2 separate regions of the Homo sapiens genome follow, and region 2 is linked to region 1. Evidence: chromatin contacts called from ENCODE Hi-C or POLR2A ChIA-PET data. All regions are on one chromosome and are shown on one strand. The core of a region is the stretch at or near the end of the contact, and the rest is flanking DNA. Distances in the headings are between cores, read along the strand shown. Region 1 has its middle 52 kb from the start of LINC00548. Region 2 overlaps LINC00598 (long intergenic non-protein coding RNA 598).

Region 1 (4,346 bases), core at 998-3,497:
ACTAAACCCAGAATCTGCCCTTTCCTAGTAAAGTAAACTGTAACCTGAATTTCTCAACTACAAAATTAGGACAATACTAGTCACTCTCTCTGTCCTGCTAACCTCTCATGCATAATGTGAGGATAAAATGAAAGTAGAGATGTGACTATGGTTTAACAAAGCGACTATGGTTTAACAAAGCCAAAAATATAATATACAGTATTATTACCAAGAGCAGATCACGTCCTCTGCACCATGTATCCCACCTAAGCAGGATTAATGTTTTTAACACTCAGTTTTTCCCACTCAAATATCAGATCCTTGGTTCTTATTTATTTATTTTTTTTAGAGATGGGGTCTTTCTCTGTCACCCAGGCTGGAGTGCAGTAACTCACTCATAGCTCACTGCAGTCTCAACTTCCTGGGCTCAAGTGACCCTCCTACCTTAGCCTCTAGAGTAGCTGGAACTACAGGCACGAGGCACCACACCAGGCTAGAACCTTGATTCTAACAGTCAGTAGTATCTGGAGGAAGTCTTTAACTGAACCCCATATGAAATTGACAATAAGACTTTTTGAGAAGACTGGACTGGTATTCTGTAATGAGAATTGTCTATTATTTCACTAGATATTCTAGACAATTGAACCTGGTCCTAAATTTTCTCCCCCTAAGAAACTAGTGATAACCTTCAACCAGTGTAGCTAAGATACAGCTGTTTCTTGGATCAGTTTCTTATTTCTTTACATCCTGAGCAGTCTATGTGCCAGGACATTTTCTTCTATTAATAAAGCCATCTTAGTTTGTGTCTCTGCAATTGCCCAAAGCAAGTCCCCAAGAACCAAATTAATATCCTGTGATAGCAAGCTCCATTTCCCTTGACTGTGCTCGGCACAACATGAGTTGCAGCTTGACGCAGGAATCGACATGGGGCCCTCAGCTCTGTGCTCCTCCATCATCACTTTCTTCACCTCAAAATGAGTCCCCATGATATGCCATACTCTGCATAGGACAAAGTAGTGCACAAAAGCAAATGAGGTTTTTCCCTTAGAGGAGCTTATACTCCACAGCTGAGTTTGCTAAGGAGGCTGGGTTCTCTTTTTGAGAGCTGGTCCATGGGGTTTGTTATAAACACCATCAGCAGAAAGAGCCACTTCCTGTTGGTATCTGGGTCTAACACAGATCCCTAATTGCCCAGAAATTTGGGTGCCATAACAATGGTGACATCTCCCCAGAAGTGGGCACAGGGGAGCAACTTAGGGTATTCCCATTTCATCACTTCCCAGGATTCCACTTCCAGAGATTTCTTAAACCTGACTCCATGGTAAGTCTCTTAATTACATCAATACTCCCTTTGAGCACCTCCTATGTGCCAGGCCATGTGCTAAGAACTTTGCAATTAATCCTCTTAACAACTGTTATATTTTTTTTCAACAAATGAGGGAAAAATGGCTCAGGAATATTAAGTAACAAATCCAAGCTCACTAGAGGCAAGTGCTAGTAGAGTCAAGACTCTAACCTAACCTGACTCCAGAGACTCCCCCCAGATTGAAGAAGGTGAATACAACACAGCCAGGAGGCTCCAACATGTTTACAGCAATGAGATTTTTCCTTTTTGATCCATCTGTGGCTGAGAACAGAATTGACTCCCTTCCAGAAAAATCTAGTCTGGTCTCTGTGACTTGGAAAAATAGTCAAGTGCTAAGTGAGCCATTCAGGACCCAAGAGGGTAAAATTAACAAGCATGACAGCAGCATTCATTTTTCAGTGTCAGCAATGTTCCAGGTGTAAGGAAGGACCCTAATTATTATCAGGCCACACACACGGTTTTCCTTCCTGCCTTGTGGCTCAGAGTGGTCGGCAAGAGCTACAGGCATCTTCCTGCCACATGAGTGGAGCTAGCGGAGGCCAAACGTCACTCAGAGACACCCAGGCCCCACCCCAGAGACTGACAGGAGCAACTACCACACTCAGTCCTCTCTCGGTTCCAGGAGCCACCATGTCCAAGCCAGTCCAAGCCAGAGAAAGGGGCCAGGCATGCCTCACGCCACCTCCCGAGATAGGCTTTGTTATTTGAATTTAAGGCCACCCCGAACTGCATGGCAGTTTTCTTAGTGGCCTTCCACAGAGCCACCTGTCTCAAGGCAGCACTCTCAGGGTTCTTGCTTCCTACAACCGAAGCTGGAAGGAGGAACCTCAGATTCCTTTATGGGTAGGAAAGAGATTGCAGAGAAAAACAGCCTCTTTGTGAAAGGCTGATTTGAAAAGGCATGCACAGATGAGTTAGAATCTGGGACTGTGTCCAGGTGGAAGTCTTGCCTGGAATTCCTAATGCATTCTTTCTGTTATTAAAATAATATAAGCAACCGGGGTGGCTTGTTGCTTCTCTGCATGTAGTCAATTTGGCTCATGCTGTGTGACCATTTAAAATCTGACCTCAAGTGGTGCCAATTTAAAAATCTTTTCATTCTGGGTATGTTTCCATTCCACACAACAAGCCCATGGCTATTCCCTAAACTATTTTCTCCAAGCAAAGAGTAACTCAGTAGAACCAAGCTTCTTGCCAGACGTGATGCAATCAGCCAAGCCACCCAATGTCTTGTGTCCCTGGCTCCACCCCACTTTTCTCCCCACGGCCAGCTGTCTGCTTCCAACAGGTCCACTTTTCTGGTCTGTCCTGTCTTTCCCTAGAGCACAGTCCTCCCTTTATTGTCAGGGAAGGTGTTTTCAGGTGGCTGGGTAGACATGGCATTTTCTCCTTCTCACACAGGGAGAGAAGCTCTGCCCTGCCTCCCCCACCGAGCTGTGAGTCATCAACACACAAGATGACAGAGTCTTTTGCAAAGATAAATGATGGAGGTGGAAGATCAAGATGTACCTAGATTTGCCTTCTAAGAGCTAGTTTGCAACTTCCTTTGACCTCTATATTCTCCCAAAGAAACATGAGGTAAAACACAGAAAAAGCATCATGTTTTTCCTGAGGCATTCAGCCTTCCAAGATGTAGCTAAGAAGAAAGATTATATATGTATATAAATCTATAAAACCCTTATCTTGGTAGCTCTGATTCACCCACTTGTGTTGCCAAAATAACCTATTCAGGCTTTTAGGCATCTGGAGAAGTGAGAGTCACCCCTGGAACTCCTAAAGACCAAAGAGATGAGCTCATGCAAAATCTGCCACCTCAGTAACCTGCAAAGAAGCATGAAGAAGCTGAACAGGCGGGGCTTGGTGGCTCACACCTGTAATCCCAACACTTTCAGTGGCCAACGCAGAAGGATCTCTTGAGGCCAGGAGCTCGAGACCAGCCTGGGCAACGTAGTGAGACCCTCTGTCTACAAAAAATTTAAAAATTATCTAGGTATGGTGGTGTGTGCCTATAATCTCAGCTCCTTGGGAGGTTGAAGCGGGAGGACCGCTTGAGCCCAAGAGTTTGAGGCTGCAGTGAGCTACAATCACACCTCTGCACTCCAGCCTAGGCAACAGAATGAGAACCTGTTTCTTTTAAAAGAAGAAGAAGAAGCAGAAGCTGAGGAGCCCAGCACCTCCGCCTTCCTGCCATCACTGCCAGTTCCTTTGCCAGGGCTTTCCTCTGGCCCTCTAAGGACATCCTATTTTATCTGAGGCTCAGAGCAGATGAAAACGCAATTGTAGCACTTACAGCATCCACATAGGAACAGCCAGTTGTCATGATCTCTGAGAGGAAGGAAATAAGATGGTGTTTTATTTTTAAGTAGCCCAAGAGATTTCAATGATGGCATTAAAATTTTAATCACAAACTCCTTAAGTTAGGGGGAAAAAAATTAAAAAGCCCACAAAGGACTCATTGTATAAGAGAGTTTCACCATTTGGAGTTCTTTTATAAATTTGTGTCAGATCACAATTTGCTGTCTGAGAAATGTAAATTAGTTATTAATGAGCCAAAATTCTAACATCAAAGGCTGTGCAGCCACATGCCAGGGAGAAACAAAGAGCTCTCCCAGCACCGTCAACTGCTCCCCACCCTGGCCTGAATGCGGCATTCATCCTGAGGCGCTTTACTGCCTTATTAAGGAGATCACTTTTCTCAAATGTGATGGCACAGGGCACCTGGATCATTAGCGTCACCTCCACCTGAGCACTACGTGACTGTCAGAATCCCAGGCAGTAGGCAGTGTGTGTGCACCAAAAGGCAGCTTTCCACAAAGCTGCGCCGAGGCCCCCTTTCTGCCTCACTCGCGCAGCTGACCGTTTTCAAAGCACATTTAATGTTTGCAGCATAGCCCGACCCGAGGGCCATGGGGAACGCGGGTCTGTTTTTGAAGTATTCACATACAGTCTTCATATCCGCAGCCCTTTTTATTTCTATTCCAATCAACAGCCTAGATATAAA
Region 2 (3,910 bases), core at 1,145-3,644, 80 kb after region 1:
GGGCATAGGCTGGTGTGAGGAGAGGGGTCAAAGCGGTCAGATCTTACCTTTCAAATTTCTCTACATTTTCTTTCACATAATTATGAAAGCAACATACACTCCAGCACATCGTCTTTGTTTTCCTTGCTCCATGCTGTTCTCCAGCCTCCAGGTCACCTGAGTCCTCAGAAAAGCACTGTCACACACACACTTCACACTCTGAGAAGACAAGGACATGTTCCAGAGGAGCTCCGATGGTATTCTGGTAAGAAAGATGAGACAGGGACACAAATCACCTACATGGTTCGAGTATGTTCCAGGGCCTGTTGTATAGCAGAGGCAGAATAGTGCTGATGTCACAACTCCAGTGTGAGATGAGCTTTGGGGACAGTGGGTAAGAAGAGCTGGCTTCTGCCCCTGCCTTGGCCACAAAACTAGCTCTATGATCTTGAGCAATTGGCTTAACCTATCTGGACATCTGTTTATACATTTGCAAAATGAGGAGGTTGAACTGGATGTCTTCCAAATTTGCTTGCCGTGCTCACATTCTAGATGCCGTGATTCTAGGAACCCATGGTTATTTATATATCAGACTTTTTCGCAATGCCCAAACAGTGTTAACAGTGTTGCCAGCCATGTCAATAATATTTTATGTATGGTATTACGATGAAGTGAATAGGTTATTTATCCTCTCTCAGTACAACTTGTGCTTCCATACAATTCTGACGTGCACGGTAAATCTCTCCTCCTTTGAACTCCCAAAGCATTTCAATCTAGACACCTCTTAGAGGACTCATCGCATTCTGCTCTATAGCATGGTTATTCAGAAAAATGCCTTATTGTTCATGACTGAATGTTAAGCTCCCTGAATGCTTCCTGGAAACCCAGTTGCACAGAGAAGGAGGAATGAGGCTTCCGGGGATGCACTCACCTGGATAACCCCAAGAGTCCAAAATAATACCTTGCGTGGAATTGACGCTCAATACTTGCTCTGAACAAACTCGTAGTTGCGGAGAATGTAAAACGTAAAAGGAATTTGCCAGATGAGTCTAACAAATCTCCCATCCTTCACTTCTCTCCCAGTGCACCAGGATGGCCAACCTGAAAACTTTGCCTAAAATTAATAAGCATAAAAGGTGGCCTGCAGTCTCGCTGCTGCTAAAGGGCTTGGGGAGACAATGCCCAATGCAGAGAGAGGAGCAGTTGCTGAGAATGTCAAGAAGCAAAGAAACAGCAGGACACGCATAATCCTAGTCATGGAATGTATTTATGAGATGGCTCTCAATATACAAAAAGGGAATGCTATATGGACCTGGAGGAACCAGCCAATATCAGATTGGCTGGCAGGCAGTTTCTCACCTGAGAAAATGAGAATTAAAAAAAAAAAAAAAATAGAGTAACTATCAAGGACCCTCTCAAGGCAAAGTCCCCTTAAGCCATATTTTCTAATCATCCTGCAAGAAACTTCAGATTGGGGCCCAGTGGTTTTATTCGAACAAGATTTCATCAGTCCTCTAAATGTACAGGCAACTCTAGAGCCCTCTATTTCCTGGGCTTGCCCCCCATCTCCCCCTGCAGATGCTCTGGGATCCCGTTAATAATCTACTTCCAAACGGCTCCTCCGTGTCCTAACCCCTGGCCACCTCTACCCTACCTCCAGGCCTCATTCCCCTGCCTGCCTGGCTGAAGGACACAGGCCTCTTTTGTCATCAGCAATCCCTACACTTGCTGGGGTCAAGGACCCTGCCTCCTTCCTACTCCATTGGGGCCCACATCCTGCTTCTCTCCTTCCACCTCAGCAACCCTCCACTGTGCTGTCTCACATTCCAGACACCTTCTCCCCTCCCTTATTGCTTTCTTCCATCACTAACACTGACTCTAGAAGCATGCTCAGTCAGGGACCCAGGAGCGAGTGATTTGGGGTGTCCTGCAGTACACCACCCAAGCACCTGCTAGTCTGGATTTCTGTGAGCTGAAGTTTTGTTTGTGTAAACTTGCAAGCTGTTTTTTATTTTCCTCCTATGTTGATTCACATTAAAACAGTTACTGAGTTCAAACTTTGGGATGGGGGCGAAGGGAGTTTACTCAGCTGAGACTGGAGATGGCCAATGGGATGGCCAAAGGGCCTCAAACCTGCTGTTCCTGGACAAATGTGCATCCTCCCCAGCCTGCCTGCCGCGGGCACAGGGTGCTGGGCTGCAGCTAGCTTCTTCCCCAAGGACTGGTGGCCAGCCACAGATCTCAGGGCTGCTTGTTTCTGATTGAAAAACTCACAGTACAAACTCTCTCGGACTAGTAGGAAAATGAGAGGCTGTTAAGTACGGAGACCTCTGTGAATTGTGCCAAGAACTCTCTGTCACACGGCCCTAGTGTGCTGAAACAGGCTGGAAAGGCCAGTCTTACAAAAGAGTTAAATGAAGGCCACATCACCAGCCCGCTGCTGCTGCAAATCTGACAGGAACAGGACGTTCTAGAATGGCTCCACCCTGGAGCCTCAATCCATCAATCCCAGCAGAGAATACCCAGTGCCAGGCTCTAACAGCTGCCCGCAGACCCCCTCTCTCACCTCTCTGCCAGGCTCCTGCTTTGTCACCAGGCTCCTAATTAGCTATGGAAACAGCACACACTTTGCATTGCGTCACTTGCATCTCTCCGTGTCCCACACATCAGCATGCGTGGCACAGAGAGCCCGTGAGTTCAGAAAGACGCAGCCTAGTGCCCTAGTTGGCTATTGTTTATCATCCGTCTTGATAACTGGCATATACTCAGGTGGCCACACAGGTTGTGTCTAAAACATCTGGCCAGTTGTTGATCTCCCCAGATGTGTGGCAGTTGGCAGTGCTGGTCCTTGTCTCCCTTTAGCCTCCTACAAAAAGTAGTCCAGCCCCTCCCCTGGCATTCCTTCCTCATGCAGTGTGGAAATCAGTTTCTGGCAGCCTGCCCACAGCTGCCCCAGCCTGGTCCCTCTTCACAGCCCACCTGCCCCTCCACCAGTCATCCCCACGTGTGCAACCACATCCACTTCTGTCCTGGCACTTTCCATCAGTGGATTTATCTCTGTCAAGTGTTCCTGCCAAGCTTTTTTCCAAGGACTGCCTTAAGTACAGCAACAAGTATACACCACCCAGAGTCTCCCTGACAGATACTGGATGAGTCTTCCGACCAGGTAGTTTGTATTTTAGCAAGAGGAACCCAAATTTCAAATTCTCGTCCTAGCTGGTATTTCCCTTCCTGAAATACAAGGGCTCCCCAAGTACTTCTCCGTGACTGATCCATTTTTCTCTCTTACAGATGTCTACAACTTTCCTACTCCCACCCCCGCAAATTCCTCCAACACAGCTCCATCGATAAAAGTCATATTTGCCTTCTAAATCACAACCCAGAATTTTCAGAAAATTTCCATGACTTCATTGCAGGCTGCTCTTTGCAATGTCTTTTTTCCTTTGTGATTCTCTCCCACTGCTGCTGGTGCCCACCTGGTTCCTACCCTCACCTTCCCTGCAGAAGCTGATGGTGGAAGTGAAGATGATGATGGTGATGATGATGGTGACGAGAGCTAACATTTACTGGGCATCAATATTGCACTGGGTGCTGTTCTAAGCACTTTACATATAAGATTCACCAAGTCTTCCCTCTGCATGTTATTTTAGTTTTTCTAAACTCTTACCTGAGAAAACTACCAGAGTGCGCAGAGGAGGGAAGAAGCCATAATAGCCAATCAGATCAATATCAATATCTCTGATGTCCTGATTTGGCATGTTTTATGGTCTTTATCCCTCTATCTATAACTCCCACATATTCAGGCCTATGTCTTCTTGGTCCTGAACATATAACCTTGCTTTTAAACTAAGAAGTAATATTTCATTTTTAAAATTGCATGTTTTTATAAACGAAACATTGAATTTCCAATGGTAAATCAAGAGAACACAGA

What was found. Hi-C counts contacts between places; a loop is a spot of excess contacts on that map. ChIA-PET counts read pairs that join two places held with the same protein, here RNA polymerase II (POLR2A). Pooled maps may share reads with other maps.
Region 2: a loop to region 1 is called in a pooled map, with 2.5 times the contacts of the local background. The contact joins two enhancer-like sites. A Hi-C loop is called at or near these places in 1 of 168 maps with a recorded cell type or tissue (esophagus muscularis mucosa) and 4 of 50 pooled maps. POLR2A ChIA-PET finds 5 or more read pairs at or near these places in 1 of 52 experiments (T-cell).

Annotation. Positions count from the first base shown.
Region 1 is chr13:40,269,829-40,274,174 of GRCh38, forward strand. No RefSeq gene overlaps it. Among named protein-coding and RNA genes, the nearest start is that of LINC00548, 52 kb to the left of the region's middle. Within about 2 kb of position 2,248, at least 23 of the 41 ENCODE cell types and tissues checked have a DNase peak (open chromatin) inside an H3K27ac peak, as active enhancers do.
Region 2 is chr13:40,350,062-40,353,971 of GRCh38, forward strand. It overlaps LINC00598 (long intergenic non-protein coding RNA 598), which reads right to left. Exons shown (of 7, transcript NR_024507.3): 7 at 1-241. Among named protein-coding and RNA genes, the nearest start is that of LINC00598, 130 kb to the right of the region's middle. RefSeq lists an enhancer at 2,317-2,816. Within about 2 kb of position 2,395, at least 15 of the 41 ENCODE cell types and tissues checked have a DNase peak (open chromatin) inside an H3K27ac peak, as active enhancers do.